2 separate regions of the Homo sapiens genome follow, and region 1 is linked to region 2. A link is an interaction called in ENCODE POLR2A ChIA-PET data of the cell type or tissue named here. Cell type or tissue: Panc1. All regions are shown on one strand. Each heading gives the region's core, and the rest is flanking DNA. Links, peaks and the distances in the headings are about the cores only. Region 1 overlaps STXBP5 (syntaxin binding protein 5). Region 2 overlaps STXBP5-AS1 (STXBP5 antisense RNA 1).

The links. Peaks named below come from ENCODE experiments on the same cell type or tissue, not always from the same donor. Only the 100,000 strongest peaks of a DNase experiment are listed, where the experiment ranks them.
Region 1: POLR2A ChIA-PET joins it to region 2 with 16 read pairs; 2 of 35 experiments call an interaction of 5 or more read pairs at or near these places.

The regions. Positions count from the first base shown.
Region 1 is chr6:147,293,708-147,296,524 of GRCh38, reverse strand. All of the region lies in intron 9 of STXBP5 (syntaxin binding protein 5), which reads right to left. Among named protein-coding and RNA genes, the nearest start is that of STXBP5-AS1, 91 kb to the right of the region's middle. In Panc1, for the core only: no CTCF peak of the experiment used is centred there; no DNase peak of the experiment used is centred there.
Region 2 is chr6:147,062,152-147,064,968 of GRCh38, reverse strand. All of the region lies in intron 5 of STXBP5-AS1 (STXBP5 antisense RNA 1), which reads left to right. Among named protein-coding and RNA genes, the nearest start is that of LUADT1, 95 kb to the left of the region's middle. In Panc1, for the core only: no CTCF peak of the experiment used is centred there; a DNase peak (open chromatin) is centred at 1,258; H3K27ac peaks cover 721 bases.

The DNA.
Region 1 (2,817 bases), core at 136-2,635, 230 kb before region 2:
CACCTGTTCCAATTTTATGGAGTAGCTTTTTAGGGGAAGATTTATTCCTGTATATGGGTGTTATGCTAGTTGGGTAGGGTGTGTTGGCTTTGGTTCTGGGTGGAGACATGATGTAGTCTCCATGCAATTTCTTCAGCTGTAATCCATGTCAGCCATGTCTGTGAGTGCCTTAGTGGCTTAGGTTGTAGACGTCTGTGGCAAGAGGAGTACAGCTTAGCCAGGTTTAGGCTTGATGGGCTGATTTTCAGGTTGACTTGGGGGGTGAACCTAGTAAAGGCAGGTTTGCTGAGCTTTTTTTTTTCCTACTGAAGGCACAGGTTCATGCCAGTTCAACTGGTTCAGGCACTCATCTGCCAGGTGAGGGTCTGCTGGGCTGTTTTTCCAGTCAGGAGCAAGGACATGTAGTACTGCAGCAGCCCAGGGCTGCCTCCCTCATTGTACAGGACCATCTGTTTTTTTTTGGGGGGTAGCATGCTGTATGGGTGTGGGCACCAGAGCCACAACTGTTCCTGGCCACAGGCACTGAGCAGCTGGGATCATGGCATTGTAGTCACCCATGTGAGCATGGTGGAATGACAGTGGAGCCTCAAGAGTGGACAAATGAAGTGGCTACTGGTCCCCTGAGCAGAGCACTCAAGCACTGGCTCCAATTTCAAGATGGCACCATACTATAGCAGCTTGGGTCATGGGGTGGTGAGGGTACACACATTGTTCATTCTCTGGAGCATTGCAGCTTCATGGAAATTCCTTGAGGCTCTACAAACTGGGCTCAGGGCCTATGAGTACTGTAGAATTCTATCAGAGAAGGACTGCATGTGCCTGCAGTGGTAATGGGGACTGTTGGGGGCCTATGGCTTACGTTTTCCCCACAAGGGGAAGTGCCTCCTGGCTCAAAGTGGGAGACAGGGCAGCAGAGTCAGGGTGTTTTGCTCCCCCTCTATGCCGTCATCCTGGGTTGCCATACTCCATGGGGAATTGGCCACTCGCTTTCTGCGCTCTATCACTTTCCTTCAGAGGCTCTAGTCAAATTTTAGTTGTCTGTTCTTTTTGGTCCTTTTGTGTGTGCGTGTGTGGGGGGGATGGTGATTAACACCAGGCACCTCTAGTCAGACGTCTTGCTCAAGGACCCAATATTCGCTTTTAGGTTCCATAATAAAGAGATGCTTTTCCCAAAGCTGGTAATTATTTGAATGGTGATCATTTCTGGAGAAAACTAACTCTTCTAATGCTCTGTAGCTCAAAACTCTAGAGTTCATCTGAGTACCTATTTGAACCCATCCAAAGTTGTTTCTTGTTGAAAATCTGGCCCCACTGACACCTTCTTATATAGTCTACTAGTGAAAAGAAAAGTGTAAAGTAGAAATGAAAAGAAACTAGAGTTATCAAACACCTATAATGTGCCAGACATATATTATTTCATTTAGTCCTTCATGAAGAATTTTGTAAAGTGGGAATTATTGTCTCTGTTTTATTAAGGTAAGGTAAAAAGGTCAGCGAGGTTAGGTAACCTACCAAAGATAATACAGTTAGTAAGTGGCAGAACTGGGATTTGGACCCCAGTCTAATAATCCAAATCACCAATTATTTCTACTAAATCAGGGACTTTCAAATATTTTAATAATGCCCCATAGGAAGAAGTGCATTTTACTTCATAATCCAGTATACAGACAAATATATACCACTGAATAAAATTTCATGAATCAATATTTACCCTTAAAATATGCAGTGCTCTCTATTTCCTATTCTAGTTTATAAGTTAGAAATTGATGGTCACAACTGGCAAAACTATTTTCACAACCCACTAATGAACCATCATATGTGATATCTAAAAATTTTTTTTGACATCAAAAAGGACTAAAATACTTTTTTAAATCACAGCCTTTCTCTTTCAGATAAATATGATTCTCAATTTAGGAAGGAATACTAGATTCTTCAGTTATAAAATTTGGTCAACCTTGCCACTTGTACACTTGCTTTGTGGAAGCACGATAAGTGAACAACTGCATTTTAGGTGTTTGTCAGAGGTAATCAAACATCTGAGACAACCAGTATGTGTGAGACATATACCAGTGGTGTATGTGACACAACTGGTATAAAGAGCACGTTACAAGTGCTTTATATATTTATCTAATTTTTTAACAACTCAATGAGGTAGGCAATATTATTATTCCCATCTTACAGATAAAGCAACAAGCAGAGAAGGCTTATTTGGTTTGCCTAAGATTACATAATGAGTAAACACCTGAGGTGGGATTCAGACCCAAGTAGTCTGACTCCGGAGTTCACACAACACTGTGCTGACTGCCATTCACCATGGGATTTCATACCTGATTCACATTAGTTTCTCAAAGAAACAACTTCAATGGAATTGACTTAACATTTAATTTCTAACTTCTTATAAAGAAAGAACTGGTTCCATAATAAAACTGCCACTAAAATACTTTATTTCCCTATGCTAGAGAACATCTGGTTTCTCCAGATCTAAGTTTTATTTGCTTTATCTCATCAGAAAATAAAAGCTATGTAACATCTCAATTCCATTTTTTGTCAGAATTTGCCTTTGCCTCAGAGTTAAACTAAGCACTTTTAATAGTTAGCTCTTTATCACTATCTTTTCAATACACCTGCCTATCTTCTTCTTCACATTCAGCACCACCATGCTTTCACTGAGGTGAATGTTTAATGTGGGTGACATATATTCAATAAACAATTTCATTACTAACGATATGTATGGGTTGTAGAAAGAAAAAGTACTGCATGTTTTGAGAGTATATTATTGGAGGACCTAACCTGGCCAATGAGGCTAGAGTATCTTTA
Region 2 (2,817 bases), core at 37-2,536:
TGGTCTTCCTCCAGAATCCTGTACCCCTTATCCCTACCACCCATCAAAAACTCACCTTTGAATCAGTTACAGAATTAATCTTCAAAAATAAGAATTTGATCATATTATGGTAGGGAAAATAAATAGCATGTTTAAAGCTGTGGGTGTATTATAATCAAGACACATTTTGGGGTAACCTCAGGGAGTTGTCTATGGCTGGATATTGGGTTCTGCAGATGAGGCCAGAAAGGCACTGGGGGAATGGATCAAGACGTCTCCGACACCACTCTCTAAATAGGGGGTCAGCAAATGTTTCCTTTTTTTTTTTTTTTTTCTGAGACAGAGTCTCGTGCTGTCACCAGGCTGGAATGCAGTGGTGCGATCTCAGCTCACTGCAACCTCCGCCTCCCAGGTTCAAGTGATTCTCCTGCCTCAGCCTCCCGAGTAGCTGGGACTACAGGCACTCGCCACCGTGCCCAGGTAATTTTTGTATTTTTAGTAGAGATGGAGTTTCACCATGTTGGCCAGGATGGTCTCAATCTCTTAACCTCGTGATCCGCCTGCCTAGGGCTCCCAAAGTGTTGGGATTACAGGCATGAGCCACCACGCCCGGCCAGCAAATGTTTCCTTTTAAGTGGGGCTTTGTGGGCCATGTACAATTTCTGTCCCATCTTATCTTATTTTCTCCATCCTTTAAGATGTGAGGAGCATTCTTAGCTGCACACCTTGCACAAACAGGTCATGGGCTAGATTTGGCCAGTAGGCCTTAGTTTACTAACTCCTGCTCTAGAGATTGGATATCATCTGTGGTGGTTAGCAGGCAATGAATGGTTTTCGGCAGGGAGTGCACCAATCAGAAGGGAACTGAACTTTCAGGTGAGACAGAGTGACACAAGGCCCTGCTCTATTTGGAACACTTTACTTTTCCTCTAAAGTGGTGATAGTGGAAGCCATGGGGTGGTGACCCCTCTGGCATCTTCAGCTCCCAGCACTTTCTCCAGCCAACCCAACCCACAAGGGAAGGGAACTGGACACTGTCTTAGTATAGATGAAGAAGTTGTTGATGCTGGGAAGTTCAGGGAATGCTTCCCAGTGGCAATGAGTCATTTAGTAGAAACTTATGAGAACAAGAGTTAAGAAGTTATACAAAAGGCAGAAGTGATGGTAGTTGCAAAGGTTCACAGGCACTAATGACCATGACTTGTCACTTTGGACTGATTTATTTTTAGCCACTTGAAACACCTAAGGAGATACTTAGTAGAATGCACCATACTGGGATATTTTCCTGTTGGCACTGAGAGAGATCAATGAGGAATCTGTCCTCACTATCTTTGGGTGAGCATGCTATTACACACTTCATTGGAATGCACTTGCTTTTTCCTAGAGTGTGGAACTCTCAATGTTAGTATTGTAAAAGGCAAAGTAATGTCCTTGAGCTATAACAATGAATACCTTGAGCTGTAACAATGAATGAAAGCAGAGGTTCTCACACTCTGCTTTCATTGAATGGGGTCTCGGTAGATGTATGTTGAGTGAATAACACATACATTCTGGAGTGGATGCTCATGGTAGATCTTGGTGTTCAGAATGCCTTGGCAGTTTGTCGCTGGGCTATATGGATTTATTCTTCTCTAAGTTGATTCTAGTGAGTTTGAAACGTCTTGTGATGCCACTAGGGAACCATATTTACAAAACTCATATTCAGTGTAGCCTTCTACCACTTTTGGTGGTTACCTTAATGAACGTTTCTAATATACATATGTTATATATAGAAATTCATGCTCTATTGCTCTTATTTATATACTATCATAAAAAGATGAACTTTAAATTCTATACTGAGAATTTCTCTAAATTTTATGTGTATTTCCTTAGGGGATGCAAAATAAAATTCTGTTTTGGGGTGTTCTGAATATGCTGGATTATCTCTATTATGTTTTATTTATTTAAATTTTTTAGAGGTAGAGTTTTGCTGTGTTGCCCAGGCTGGTCTTAAACTCTTGGCCTCAAGTGATCCTCCTGCCTCAGCCTCCTGAGTAGTTGAGACTATTAGCACATGCTACCATGCCTGGCTTATTATTTTTTATTGAGTCATAATTTATAAACCACAAAATACGTTTATGGAGTGGTTTTCCTTCAACTGATTCCTGGCAGAGTATTATTATCATATTTTTCATTTGTACTGACTTTTGTCATTTATAAACCATTTTACCCACATGGTCTCATCTGACCTTGCCGCAGGTACTGTTTCATGAATCTTACATGCCATAGCTTATAAATGCACCTTTAAAAATGTACCACTATGAAAGCAAAAAATAATTCTACTTAACCATGACAAAATACTTTGAGTCACTTATAAAATTTATTTTATGCCTCTTATAAATGTGCTTTGAATCTTCCCTTCAGCCATAGATGAATTCCCTAATTATTCCATGTGACTTATGACTTGAAGTGCCTCAAATAGGTGCATTATTATAGCAAATAGGTAAAAGAACTAGGTAATAGATCAAGGAAATTTACCTTGTTGCTACATCCCACATTAAATTCCTGAGTTCTCAGTCTGGAGGCTTCCATACCCAGGTTCAGCAGAGAGATGGCTTGAAACAGAGACTATGCATATAGCTAGGAAGAACTCTGGAGGTGGTGACAGAGACATTACCAAGTTCTCACCTTAGCAATTCCTTAGCTTTATACTTCTGGAATACCAGGGCAGCCCTAAGCAGCAACTTGGTCCCAAACACTGATGTGGAGTATTGAAAGCAACCATGCATGGTGATATGCACCTCAATTTCAGTTGCTAATATGGAAAGAGATGTGCATCTAATAACCACCAAGGGTATT